5 separate regions of the Homo sapiens genome follow, and regions 2, 3, 4 and 5 are each linked to region 1. A link is a contact called in ENCODE Hi-C data. All regions are on one chromosome and are shown on one strand. The core of a region is the stretch at or near the end of the contact, and the rest is flanking DNA. Distances in the headings are between cores, read along the strand shown. Region 1 holds the start of CENPQ (centromere protein Q). Region 2 holds the start of CYP39A1 (cytochrome P450 family 39 subfamily A member 1). Region 3 has its middle 63 kb from the start of CD2AP. Region 4 holds the start of EFHC1 (EF-hand domain containing 1). Region 5 holds the start of TNFRSF21 (TNF receptor superfamily member 21).

Region 1 (2,700 bases), core at 94-2,593:
ACAACTAATAGGAAAGAGCCCCGTTTAAGTGACTTCCTGAAAATCACATGTGAATTGGTGGAGGCTGGAAACAGACACCATTTTTAGATAAAAACACAACTACTGCGGATGGCAATACGACCTCTGAATTTTCTCAGAAGACCATCAAGAGAGGCCTCAAGCATTCAAAGAAGCAACATGCAAAGCAAATATGTTACTGACAACTAAAATGAGTTAAAGAGCAATGATTAATCCCACCCCCACACCTCAAAAACAAATCAGTGAGAAAAAGATTTCTTGAACCAATAAGTTTCAAGCTTTGGCTGCTGACGTATGATTGCACATTAATACTTCAAGAAGGTACTTTGATGTTCAACTAGTTGGGTTTGGAGATGGAAACATAGGGCATGAAAATTATATTTGATATTAGCATAAGTACATCATTAAACACAAAATTATATTGGCAGAAAATCATCAAGTGGTTTAAAACTTTACACACATACGTTATCCAGGGCTTCGAGCTTCCCTAAGACCACCTTCTTTCTAGATAAAACTGAGAACGAGTTAGTAATGTAAGCTTTTATGTCAATTTAGACCTGTCTTTTCTATTCTACCTCTCACTCTTAACACTGTTTACACTCTTAATCCTGTTTACACACAGAAAATCACTTTTATTCCCGAAAACTCTTAGAAAAACCCTGACAATAACATAACCCACAACCTAGAAGGGAGGCAGCCATGAAGCAGGCGCATCCCTTTGGAACCATACAAAAAGTGACCTCTGCCAACGGGAACAGTTCAGGGTGCTTAAGTGGCCAAAGAAGATACCGACATGGCCCCTAAAGTATTAAAAGCACCTTCTTTCCAGAAGTACCTCCGAATTGCCAGGGACTTCGCCCAAAACTAGAGGTTGGTCGAAGTGAAAATCTAAACCTAAGGAGAAGGCAGAGAGTGGGATCCCGTCACAGTAGGAAGGTAAAGAAGACAGAAGTAAAGGACAGAGCGGGAGAGAAAGGACAAAAGTTCAAAATACAGGGGTAGAGGAGGGACAGGAGCCAGAAGAATGGAGCGATCTGAAAGGTGTACGTCCTACTCACTGGTAGGCCTGTTTTGGACTCCGCTGTGGGAGAGGGCGGCTGCACTTCTGCGTCCCCCGCCTCACCTGTCAGACATCCACACAGCCAGGCCTCCCCGCCCTCACCAAGCCCACACAAACCGCGCCACCGCCAGCGTCAGCCGGACGACTCTGGGGGCGTAGGCCGACACCGCCCTCCCTCCAGCCAATCTAATAGCGCTCTCATGGGCGCATTCCTGATGACGTTTAGGGGTAGGGTTAGATGCCCGTTTCCGCTTTCTTCCCACCCACTTCCGGGTCTCCTCTGTTTACGAATGTTTGGGCGCGAATTACTCTAAGCGCGGCTCTCAGAAGGGTGCAAGAAGAATCAGTGGTGAGTCGTGATATCCTTAACCGGCTGGGTGGATCTAAAGTTCAGGGATGAGTTTTAAAGCCAACGCGTTTGTGGCAGACTCCGCAGTTTGCATTTGAGGATAGCGAGGGGGGATTGCTTACGGGGAAATGCCCGATGTCCTAAAAGATCTGCCCTTAGGATCCTGAGATTGAGATGTTTGATTAGGGGGGAGGGAGCAAAGCCATGAATACTTCCTATTTCTCCCGAATCATCCTCATGGCTCATCCTCATTGCTAAATTTCTCCCGCGGGCACTAGTGAAGTCAAGTGCAGCCTTGGACATTAGTGTCTGTGTTTCTCCAGGAGTCCTACTCACTCTTGTGCCCACATAGAGGTCTAAATTGAGGTAATTGAGTCCCATGAGTATCAACAAGCTGGTAAGAAAAACAAGACAACCTAGAATGCCTCCCTCTCTCCTAAAGCATATAGTCTGGCGGCAAACTACTGTACCAGCCTTATTTCTTTTCACTTCTCCTATACACATTAAAAGCCTCGCTGGATTATCCTGTCCCTGAACACGCCAGGTTTTTTGTGTTTTTTCCGAGCTTTCCTGCCGTCCGAGTTTTACTGTTTTCCCTTGGATGCTTCATTTTTCTACTTTTTGGCTAAATATTTCAAAATGTTATTAGAATAATACTTTTTCTATGAATAATGTACAAACATACTTCCGAGATATTGCGGGGTCGGTTCCAGACCAATAAAGCCTGTCACACGATTTTTTTGGTTTCCCAGTGCATATAACAGTTGTATTTACACTGTATTGTAACCTATTAAGTGTGCAATAGCATTATGTGTAAAAAAAAATTACATGCTGTAATTTTAAAATATTTTATTGCTAAAAAATGCTACTAATCATCTCAGCCTTCAGCAAGTCCTAATCTTTTTGCTGGTGGAGGGTCTTGCTTGATGTTGATGGCTGTTGACCAATCAGGGTGATGGTTGCTGAAGATTGGAGTTGCTGTGGCAGTTTCTTAAAATAACAAAATAATGAATTTTGTACAGCAGTTGACTCTTCCATTCACTAAAGATTTCTCTGTAGCATGTGATGCTGTTTGAAAGCATTTTACCCACTGTAGAACTTCTTTCAAAATTAGAGTAAATCCTCTTAACCCCTACCATTGCTTTAGCAACTAAGGTTTTGTGATATTCTGAATTCTTTGTTGATATTTCAAGAATATTCACAGCATCTTCACCAGGGGTAGATTCCATCTCAAGAACTTCGCTCATTCATAAGAAGCAACTTCTTTTCCACT
Region 2 (2,700 bases), core at 101-2,600, 2.8 Mb before region 1:
TAGTTGTAAATACATAGGAAAATGACCAAAATAATATAAATACACTAAATTTTTACAGTACAGCTGGTGTGATATTCTGGGTTATTTTTATTTTCATCTTAGTTCTCTTTAATTTTCTATATGTTTTTTACTAAATTGGAATCTCAGAGATTTTGAAGGCAAATGATCAGTGGTAAAATAATGCTACTACGTATAAATTCATTCTACAAATTGGGCTAACCAGATGGAAAATGGGTCACCACAGAAAGTATTATAATTCATAAGAATAATTATAATATCATACAAATTTATTAGACAATCAAATACCATAAAATATTTGTGACTGGAAATTGAATAAAACTTAAAAGACATTAATAAAGGTCTGTTCCTTAAAGTGCTCAGACATTTAAAAGATACTTTCAAGACAAAAACATCTACTACAAGGAGGATTACTAGTCTCTTCAGGCCGTAGTGAAAATGGAGTACATCATCATCAAATAACAACGTCAGCTAAAAATACAGAGCCTGTTTATTGTGTACGGACCAACTGTGCAAGCAATTTGTACAATACTTTGGTGTTAACTCCAATTTGGATACGAATTACTCATTTTCACAAACTTAAATTGGATTACACTTTATCTTTCCCAATTACTGAAAACATTTACTTAACACATACACATTTGGAACTTAACTTCGATGAAGTAAAAATACGAAAAGTTAATCTCTACTTCCAAAAATGTCGATGCACGCTGCAATTGTATTTCATTTCTTTCGCAAAATTTTGCACAGGATATTGTTGTTAATTGTTAGTAGAGGAATTCAGAAATGACTAGATCCTTTAGTTGAGGCAAGCAGGTATGTTCCCCGTGTTCTAGCCCTGCACTTAAGAGTCAATGAAAGAAAGTTTAAAAAAGAAAGCATTGTCTCCTCTGGAGACCCCGTCTGCCACGACCACATACCTTGATTCTTGCTTTCTCTATAAATTCTAGAGGGGCTTTCCCAAACTCAAATCCAACTCCAATCCAAGGAATCCAGCCCTTGATGCACGGGGGTCTACGCAAATTCTTCCGCTGAAGGAGTAAGAACAGAGCAAGGCAACCCAGGATTATAATCACTGTTGGGGAAATTAGTTCCATGTTTTTGTCCAGCACCTTCCAGAAGCAGAAAAGTGTGAAACAGTCCTGCCGTCCCTTGCTTCTTTTCTGTGGGCTACGGAACCTGTCGGGACTCCCAACCTTTCTGCTGCAACTTTTGCAGCTCTCCTTCGTAACTGTAGCTTCCTTCCTCTGTCCCAGTTTTCAGGTGATTTTTCCATTGTCGCTCCCTCCCACCTCCACTTCTCTTTGAATCTCAGCCAGCGCGGAAAAAATGCAAGGAGGGGCAGGGCCGGGCTAGGACTGACGGGCGAGAACCAGCCGCGTTGCCATGGAGGCCGGGGGCGGAGCCGCAGAGGGACCCGCGGCCGGCCAATCAGAGACGTAGCGGAGCCCGGCGGACTACATTGCCCAGTAACCTCCTGGGCTCCGCTGTGTTTTTCTATTCTGGGGTGTAAGGGGCAGCTGGACCACTCCAGCTGGGACTGCTAGGAAGGTTGCGGGTCCACCCGGCCGAGCCGAACGAGGGAAATGGTCCTCACCCGGCCACTCGCCGGTTGAAAAGGGGCCGCCCTGGCAGGGAAGCGGCCGCCGCGGCGCGGTGCAGCGCAGCGGCGAGAAGGAGTGCGTTATCGTCTTGCGCTACTGCTGAATGTCCGTCCCGGAGGAGGAGGAGAGGCTTTTGCCGCTGACCCAGAGATGGCCCCGAGCGAGCAAATTCCTACTGTCCGGCTGCGCGGCTACCGTGGCCGAGCTAGGTACCCGGCTGCCCACGCCTGGGCCTCCCGGGCCAGTGGCACGCGCCGCGCTGGGGGAGGGTGCGCGGGCGGCTTCGCGCCCGGCAGTGCGCATCGGAGAGGTCGCCCCTTCCATGCCCGCCTGGCAGAGGTGGCGGTGGAGGCCAGGCCCGCGGTGGGAGGAGGAGGGATTGAGGTCTCCACGGCCTTTTCCTTCTAATCTCTTCTAATGCTTCCCTTAGGCATGTGCTGTGGTGCTTGAATGTTGTACTTTAAGAAGCTTCGCGAGCTGTCATTCCTCTGTAGGAATCATTTTCCTTTTCATGAGGATGACCTTTTTAAAAACGTAATCTGTTTTCCATCCTTACTGAGATCATCTCTGTGGTTTATAGTCTTACACAGCCACACTGTCATTATCTTGTGGGTCCAAGTTGTGGACCTACCTTGTGGGACTTCCGTTATTAACCTGCCACTCACAGAGCATCGACTACTTGACCTCTTTGAGTGTAATTCATCTATACTGTTTACCTTGCAGGATTCTGAGAAGTCAATAATATATGATTGCTAAACCCAAGGCAGGACACCCATTAGTTGCGACATTTTTATAATTCCTACAATACCAGGGACTGTGGATATATATTTGAAAAGACCCAGTTCTGACCTTCTTACAGGCTGCTGGGGAGACAGAGAAAGACAATTATAATGTGCTACTTGTTATAATGAAGATATTATTAGGTGTCATAAAAGCATAGAAGAGCAGTTACATCTGCCTACATGAGTAAGAAAAAACTTTAAGAGGCCATCTAGAGTGGAATGATGATGCCCTTGAATGAGCAAGTAGCGTTTATTCCAAGGATTTTGTGAGTAGTATACTCATGTGTTTCCTGTGA
Region 3 (2,700 bases), core at 78-2,577, 2.0 Mb before region 1:
AGAAGGAACTCCCTGTAAACCTTTTAGAGATTCTAAAAGGACACTTCTGGGGCTCCACAAAAGTTTTAAAGTTTACAACATTAGTTTCAGCGTGTCCAATTACTTCGGAAAACATATGGCTTTTGGCCAGATGTGGTAGCTCATGCCTGTAATCCCAGCACTTTGGGAGGCCAAGGCGGGCAGATCACCTGAGGTCGGGAGTTCAAGACCAGCCTGGCCAACATGGTGAAACCGTGTCTCTACTAAAAACACAAAAATTAGCTGGGCATGGTGGTGCATGCCTCTAATCTCAGCTACTCAGGAGGCTGAGGCAGGAGAATCACTTGAACCCAGGAGGTGGAGGTTGCTGTGAGCTGAGATTGTGCCACTGCACTCCAGCCTGGGTGACAAAGAGAGACTCTGCCTCACAAAAAATAAAAAATAAAAAAAATACGGCTTTTATTAATTTGAGTGAAGGGGTTCACAAATTAACAACAACAAGAAGGAGAGAGAATGCAGATGACAAAATTGCCTTGTGGGAGACCCAGACAGATACAATTAGCAACAGTTGGGAGGGAAGGTTGTAAGTGAAAGGGGCTTGAAAGAGAGAGAGAGAGTTTGTGTGTGTGTGTTGTCTGTGTGTGTGTGTTGTCTGTGTGTGTGTTGTGTCTATCCATCTGTGTAAGAAAGACATTATCTTTAGAGGCTTTTGCTAAGCTGTTCATGATGAGTATCTGAAAGAAGGTCGGGTGTATACCAAGTTCTTCACGCTAATGAGAGAGGAAGAAAGAAGGAAAAGGAAGAAGTCATGCATTTGCCAGTTTCCCATATTGGCCACTAGATGGCAACACCAACCCAAGACAGTCCTCTTCTGAGATGAGAGAAAAGGGTTGTATAGGATTAAGTACACAATTAGTTTGAATAACTTATTCCTATATACCACAGTTTTCAGTCAAGTATTCTTACCTCAGGAAGGGCATGTATAAGTTTATACATGTTTAAATGTATACGTGCATCTAAGAATACAAGCCAGGCAGGCAGACAGAATGCAAAATCTCCACAATGGTTGCTGACATTCTTTGCACTCACTAAATCTTACATATACGGAATTTCTTGACATAAAAATGGATTAGGTCTCAAAAGCGAGAAATGGTAAGGCATTTACTATTTACCGTCTTCAGACCATAAAACCTCTTTAAACTGCAACTTTACTGTCAGCACCTTAGAATCTAAACATAACGTTTCAAAACGTTTCCATGGAGAAGGTTTTGATTTCAACTTAGCATGCCAACAGACCATTTTCTTGTCTTCCCATTGTCTACGTGGTGGAAATTTCTTCAGCTGTAAGCCAGACTGGAAACTTGTAGCCCAATGGGTGTCAAGGATAAAAGGTGTGGTAAGCTCCTTATTCCCTTGTTATTGAGGTGGGACCATCGGCTTCCATTTTCAGTGGTGTTTCCATAAAGATTTTCATCTTCTCCAGCGCCCGAGGCATCAGAAGAATTTATGTGACCCCAAGATCACCTTGAAACCATATTACCGGTTTATGGTTTCCTAAAAGCTTTTTGTGTGATTAGGTTTCGTTTTACTGTTAATCACAACAAGAAACAGGAAGTGGGTAAAAACACCAAAGAGAAAGTTGCAAAGTTTCAAACAATTCCACCATAAATAGTCGCACAATGAGAGTTGTCCCTAGATTTCACTGGAATGTAAATAAAAGCCTTGATCATTCTCACTGCTCGACAGCCACAGTTTCACTTTGTTCTTCATGGCTCTGCCAACCCTCTGAAACTCTCAGTCACGGGGACTGTGCTCTCAGCTTTCCTCCAAGAGATTTCTCCACTGCCATTGCCTCCTGTTTTTTCTTACCTCCTTTTATTTAATATTTACAGGAAAAGCTGTTGATATATGTGGAATGTTTGAGGATACAAAATGAATTAAATGATATTTAATGACATTTGGAAGAAAACCCAGATTTTCCACCCAAGTTTTTCTTCCTCAAAAAGAAAGGCCATTGTGTGCTCTTTCTTACTAGAGTGGGGGATGAAGAGTCCATTGCAAAGTGAAGACTTGGTCCAAAGCTGACCATGCTACAGGCTAGAGACACGGGCAGTCACAGGAAGGGTATGGCATGATGTCTAATATATACTGCACATTCCATATGTTCTATAGTATGCTATTCAAGATCTGCATAATCAAGAAATATTTTCCAATTTAAATTAATTAATGCTGGTCTGGTTTGAATTAGTAGAGAGAAAAAAGTCTAAATTAAATATATTATCAAAGCCTGGGCAACCCAACAAGATCTCATCTCTACAAAAAATAAAGAAATAAAATGAAATAAAAAAATTAGCCAGGCATGGTGGCACATGCCTGTTGTCCCAGCTACTAGGAAGGCTGAGGCAGGAGGATTGCTTGAATCCAGGAAGTCAAGGCTGCAGTAAGTTGTGATCATGTCACTGCACACCAGCAGAGGTGACAGAGAAAGATCCTGTCTGTAAAAAATAAATAAATAAATAAATAAAGGTAGATGCTGCCAATGTCTCAGCCTTTATGATGTCCACCTGCCAGCATCAGGGTCCCTTTGCCCAAAGATTTTCTCTGACCACTGGAGTGCACTTTGCTGCACCAGGCTTAGGGAAATGAACAGATATCTGGGAAGTATTCCTTAAAAAATGACTGATGGGAACTGGTGAGGCAAGACTTCAGCTCATTCACCCC
Region 4 (2,700 bases), core at 12-2,511, 3.0 Mb after region 1:
AGCTTTCTCCCCCCCCCCCCAAAAAAAATGTTTCAGGAATAGGATTATGTTTCTTTTAAGAAAAAATAATTTAAGCAAGTTTTGTAAAAAGCATCAAAGGCTATACCTATGATGCTGACAATATTTCACCTCACTTATCTGCTTCTTTCCCAAGACTTAGTCTTTCTCTTTGAAGGAGCTGTGTTCCTCCTAGTGGTTCTGATCTTTTTCATTGCAGCTGCAGGTACAAACGAGGGATTGAGGTGACCACCCTTCAACCTGCAGCTCTTCAGTCAACAAAAATCAAGTACCTATCAGAGTGCACCCTGCCCTGCAGCACATATTCAAGGCTTTCCCTACAAAAACAAAGGTGTTTAACCGAAGGGATTGATGGTAGAATAAAGAGAGCTGGGCGCGGTGGCTCATGCCTGTAATCCCAGCACTTTGGGAGGCGAGGTGGGCGGATCGCTTGACCCCAGGAATTCGAGACCAGCTTGGGCAACATAGTGGGACACTATCTCTACGGAAGGAGGGAAGTAGGGAAGGAAGGAAGGAAGCAAGGAGGGAAGGAGGGACGGAGGGAAGGAGGGAAGGAAGGAAGGAAAAAGAAAAGAAAGGAAAGAAAGAAAGGAAAGAAAGAAAGAGAAAGATTGATTTTAAAAAAGAGTTAAAAGGGGAAAAATACAATGTGGCAGTGGGAGAATTAAGGATGAGATGATTGCATTAGTTCATTGACCATCCCTGAGCAACAGAAACACAATCATGGGTAATCCTCGGCCCCTGCCTACAAGAAGCATGGGTCTAGTTTAGTAGCACTGCCAACTGGACCGACCATTTACACTTCTGTGTGAAATGGGGCAGAGGGGGGAGAAAAGAGTGCCTGAGCTCACAGCGTTGGCGGGGCGCAGTGAGGTCCGCCAGGACTAGGTGGAAGGAGAGAAGGAACGTCCCTCTCTGCAACTCATCTAAGGGCCTGCTCGGACCCCGGATCTCACAGCGAGAACTACCGCCTCGCTACACCCGCCTTTCCCCGCGCCACCCAACAGCTCCCACGTCTCATCCTCCGGGAGCGGGGCGGGGCGAAGCGGAAGAGGAGGGGCCGACACAACCACGCCCACTAGCCGCGCTCCAAGGCCGCGGCCCACTTACCGCGAGAACGCGGAGTCCTGCGGATGGCGCACGCGCAAACCTCCTGTGATGCCTGCGCCTCCTGGCCCCGCCTTCCGCTCGTGGGAGTTCCGGATGTTTAGCGTTACCATGGATCCTGGAGGTGCCCGCGAACACTGCTTGTCGCCTGGGCAACCGGAGAGGACGAAGCAGGACCTAGGTGGCGGCGGTGGTACCGGCTGCAATGGTGTCCAATCCCGTGCATGGCTTGCCCTTTCTTCCGGGCACGTCCTTTAAGGACTCTACGGTGAGCAGTTATCTGCCAGACTCCCACCTGTCCCCACCTTCCAGCAGCCCAGGAGGTTTCCCCGCTCAGTGCACCTCCATTCCCCTCCACTCAAGTCTGTCTTCTCTCCAAACACGTCTTCTGTCCTGACCCTGTTCTTTATTCTGGGCCGAACTTCTGCCGTTCTTCCCTAGCCATCCTCATCCCCTCTCTCCGATCCTTTGCCCTCCGCCTCATCCCTCTCTAGTTTTTTCCCACTCCATCTTGGCAGTGTGTTGGCGCCTTCATTCTCATCCCGTTAGCCGCGTTCTTTCTTACGGCCCTGCTCCTCCAAGCCCCTGCCTCTTGTCCCTTTAGATCACTGTTTCCCCCACCCTACTCCCAACCTATCTCTGGGCCCTCTCCCTAGCTCGTTCTCTCACATCATAACCTGTCTCCGTCCATCGCCGCCCTTAAAACCCCCCGCCACTATGCACCTTCAACCTCATTCCCACAGGTCCGTCATTCCCGCCCCACCTCTTCCTCTTCTGAATCCTGTACCCGGTAGTATCTCCCACTCCCAGCTCCATTTCCTGTTTTGTATGTATATCGATTCCGCTCCTCTTCTTTCCGCCAGGTCTTTTTCCTTTCTTCTTTATGCTTGCATCCAACCCCATTCTTTTTTCTCCATCTTCTACATTTTCCACAATTTAGTCCCATCCTCTCCCCATTCCTTTCTTTCTCCGTTGCGGGTTTTCCCCAAAACTTGCTCACCTTCCTCCCAAAGCATCTTTCCCTGCTTTGTAAGAGATATTCCTTTCCAGTTCCCTCAAGAATTGATTAGTTGCTGTTTATTCTTCCCCGGCCCTGTTCTTTTTATTCTAACGTTTTTGTAAAAAGATTCCTGTTTAGATTTTGTTTTGCTCCTTCCCCAACCTTGTGTTTTTATTTGCATTTTCTAGACAAAATTTTTTAAAAAGTAGCAGCAGCTTGGATTCTTTTTTTTTTTTAAACTCTTGCCACAGTTTAGCTCTTAAAATTATTTGGTTTGTTTTAATTCTGACAGGGCTACTGAAATGTATGTGCTGAAAAATCAATAATGAGATTCAGTAGACTGATCATCATAGATGAGCTAACAGTAGTTTATGTTTATATAGTTTAATACTTTAAACTCTTGCCTTCCTCTCCAGCTTCACAAAGTTAAAATATTTTGTCAATTTATTTTCTTTGGAAGAATCAATTTAGAATGAAATCGAAAGTTTGGTGAGAGAATTTGTATTCTGAATCTCTGTAATTATCCCTGCATTAAGACACAACATCATAGATTTTTAGTTTCAGTGGACTTTTCA
Region 5 (2,700 bases), core at 23-2,522, 2.2 Mb before region 1:
GCCACAGGTAAACGAGGGATCGGAAAGACTGTAGAAAATTCATCTTCCTTCACACACATCTCCTTCCCCCTCCCCCCATTCCAGTGCCGGCGCGCTGGCTGGCTGGAAGCCGGCGCTTTGGAGGCGCCGGAGAGTGGGTCTAAGGGTGATATTTCGGCATACAGAACCTGAGACCCCACCCGAGCCAAGAGGGAAGAGAGAGGGTAAAGGGATTGAGGAGGGGGCGGCTTGCGCCCTGCTCGGGAATGCACCGCGCGACAGCACCCGGAGGTCTCCGGTGTCCGGCGCGCACCGGTACCACTGTCTTCCACTGCGGTAGCATCCCGACATGACATTGCAGCTGCAACAAAGCGCCGGCCTCGGCCGGCCGTGGGAGCCCCACACCGCGGCGAGGCCCCACACCACGCAGAGGGGCAGTGGCCGATGGGTGGGGGGCTGTGGCTGCGGGCGTGGGGAGCGCGAGGTAGGCCGAGTAGGGGGAAAAGCCCTCAAATGCGCAGAAGCTGGGCGGCTACCTCTAGCGTCTCCTCCAGCAAAGCCAGACTGCAAGGAAAACAATTCGTCTTCATTCCCCAGCCCCGGCTGAGCCCTGAGATTCCCCCAAATAACCTAGTCGAGGCCCTCTGGTGTGTTGCCTTCCCTTGGAAACCCCTCAGTGCCCGTAACCCAGTCGGCCGGGCCCCGCGCCTCCCTAAGCCCCGGCCCGGTGACCCGCCCGGCTCCCGGAGAGCGGTTCCTTCTGCTCCGGCGCCGCCGCCACCCCCGGTCCACGCAAGCGCTCACCAGGAGAAGGGAGCCCGCGATCATCGTGGCTGTGGCTCGGCGGGCGATGCGGCTGCAGGAGGCGAGGGCGGTGCTGCTGCTCGGAGAGGTCCCCATGGCTGAACCGGGGACTCGCAGGGGCGCCCGGGGCGCGCGGGGCAGCTGGAATCGGCGGCTGCTTCTGCCCAGCGCCGCATCCACCGCCGCCTCCCGGGCCGGGAGCCCATCTACCTCCAACACCCCATGTGCACTGCTGCGGCCGGGCAGAGGAGGGAGGCGGCAAGGGAGGCTCTAGGGGCGCTCAGCACCTGCCCAGCGGCGCGGCCGCCCAGGCGGGGAGAAGCCGCCGCGACTGCAGCCCGCGTCTCCGGGTGCTCTCCTCCGACAGCGGCTGAGGAGAACCAGGGAGGAGGACTGGGCGCGAGAGAGCAAAGGAACGACTTCCCATAGCGAAGCTTCCAGCCACTGCCAACCACCCTCCTCCGCTGCCCAGACTGGTCGGCGAGGGACTGAGTCGGTGGCCACCGGGCGCAGGGACACACGTGGTGGCGCCGAAGGGGCGGGGGACCGGCCCTTTGTGATGTCACCCGGGAGGAGGCCGGGCTCTTTGTGCGGTTGGAAAGGCGAAGGCGTTCCAGGTAGAGCGGGGAGGGAGAGGGTGCCCCTTGGCGTTCGCTGAGGAAATTGCACGCGCCTGTTGACCCAGGGAAAGCGCTGAGAAAGCATCTCACTCCTGATCTAACTTTACTTATTTTTTCCGAGATAATTCCAACTAAATTATTTCAGCTACATACGCCTTTCCATTGTTTCGGACACGATGATTAAATCAGAGAGCGATGGTGAATAGACCACAGAGCACTTAGATCAACTGCGTGACGAAAAAGGAGACCTGTGTGTTGCTTCTCAAACTTTGCTGCCCTGTGGAATCACCTGGAGAGTTCAAAACATATATATTGATTCTTGGGTCCCACCTCTAGAGACTCTGATTTAATTGGAACAGGACAGGATCTGGTCTGGGCATTGAGGTTTGTTGTTGTTGTTGTTTGTTTGTTTTTTAAGTTTTCAGGGTGATTTTAATATGGGGCAAAGATTTTAATTTTTTATATTTTAATTTTAATATGGGCTTATGAATGCAATTAAGGAAATCCAAACTAAAAGGATTTAAAACCCAGAGTCATTGGTGTTGGGTCCATGGATGGTCTTGGAGGGACTTTTGAACTCCTTGAAATGTATCAAAAGATGCATTTTCCTAATTTAAAAATCAAGAGTTTTGAATCGGATTATCCCTGAGATTTTTTTTAATCACCCTTCCCCCAAAAAATAATGCTAAAAATTTTTGAGTTGATTTCCAAAGGCCTTGTCAGGATGTGGGTGGTAGAATAGGTAGTATTCTGCTTCAGAAGGAGAACTGGAATATTCTCGTGGATGTTGGTATCTCACACACTTCTGAATGTAAGAGAGCAGCTGTTATCCTTTTCTTTGTTTCACCTGGGGGAAGGCCGAGTCTCCTGACTGTGGCCACCATTTCTGGTATCGTGTTATCCATCATCTAGGTACTGACAGCACATGGCACACTGTATTGATATTACCTCTTCAGCCATCCAGTCCACACCCCTCAATTGGGAGCCCTATGGTGCTGGGCTTATCCTAGGCTCCTTTGGTCCCATTTCAAAAGAATCACACTTTTTAAACTATCAGTTTCAAGATCCAACACCCAGTGCTAATAAAGGTAACTTGCTAAGTCATAGGTACCAATTATTTGCTTTATTAGTTAACATGTTGTCCTTTGATTCTTTGCTCTATGCACACTTTGGTAGAAGCTAAAATTAATATGAGGGTTAATTCCAATCTATTATTTCAAACATTTGTCAGTATTGTCTATAAATGTTAGAGTGGGAAAAAAGCTACAATATATAACCTCTAGTGAAATTCAAAGGA

The links. Hi-C counts contacts between places; a loop is a spot of excess contacts on that map. Pooled maps may share reads with other maps.
Region 2: a loop to region 1 is called in a pooled map, with 12 times the contacts of the local background. The contact joins the promoter of CYP39A1 here to the promoter of CENPQ in region 1. A Hi-C loop is called at or near these places in 5 of 50 pooled maps.
Region 3: a pooled map shows a loop between it and region 1 (9-fold over the local background). The contact joins the enhancer-like site here to the promoter of CENPQ in region 1. A Hi-C loop is called at or near these places in 9 of 50 pooled maps.
Region 4: a loop to region 1 is called in a pooled map, with 28 times the contacts of the local background. The contact joins the promoter of EFHC1 here to the promoter of CENPQ in region 1. A Hi-C loop is called at or near these places in 9 of 50 pooled maps.
Region 5: a pooled map shows a loop between it and region 1 (10-fold over the local background). The contact joins the promoter of TNFRSF21 here to the promoter of CENPQ in region 1. A Hi-C loop is called at or near these places in 8 of 50 pooled maps.

Annotation. Positions count from the first base shown.
Region 1 is chr6:49,462,027-49,464,726 of GRCh38, forward strand. CENPQ (centromere protein Q) reads left to right here and starts at 1,344. Exons shown (of 9, transcript NM_018132.4): 1 at 1,344-1,427. MMUT (methylmalonyl-CoA mutase) reads right to left here and starts at 1,227. Exons shown (of 13, transcript NM_000255.4): 1 at 1,077-1,227. RefSeq lists enhancers at 410-1,310, 897-966, 1,311-2,210.
Region 2 is chr6:46,651,468-46,654,167 of GRCh38, forward strand. CYP39A1 (cytochrome P450 family 39 subfamily A member 1) reads right to left here and starts at 1,351. Exons shown (of 12, transcript NM_016593.5): 1 at 939-1,351. The coding sequence starts at 1,115. It overlaps SLC25A27 (solute carrier family 25 member 27), which reads left to right and starts at 1,508. Exons shown (of 9, transcript NM_004277.5): 1 at 1,508-1,831. The coding sequence starts at 1,726. RefSeq lists enhancers at 1,256-1,305, 1,536-1,665 and silencers at 1,326-1,415, 1,846-1,945.
Region 3 is chr6:47,413,349-47,416,048 of GRCh38, forward strand. No RefSeq gene overlaps it. Among named protein-coding and RNA genes, the nearest start is that of CD2AP, 63 kb to the right of the region's middle. RefSeq lists enhancers at 682-731, 742-801, 1,304-1,353. Within about 2 kb of position 1,328, at least 12 of the 41 ENCODE cell types and tissues checked have a DNase peak (open chromatin) inside an H3K27ac peak, as active enhancers do.
Region 4 is chr6:52,419,081-52,421,780 of GRCh38, forward strand. EFHC1 (EF-hand domain containing 1) reads left to right here and starts at 1,262. Exons shown (of 11, transcript NM_018100.4): 1 at 1,262-1,393. The coding sequence starts at 1,331. LOC124901331 (a long non-coding RNA gene) reads right to left here and starts at 1,901. Exons shown (of 2, transcript XR_007059611.1): 1 at 1,129-1,901. RefSeq lists an enhancer at 1,231-1,822.
Region 5 is chr6:47,308,633-47,311,332 of GRCh38, forward strand. TNFRSF21 (TNF receptor superfamily member 21) reads right to left here and starts at 1,273. Exons shown (of 6, transcript NM_014452.5): 1 at 784-1,273. The coding sequence starts at 879. RefSeq lists enhancers at 224-946, 1,110-1,289, 1,241-1,535 and a silencer at 740-969.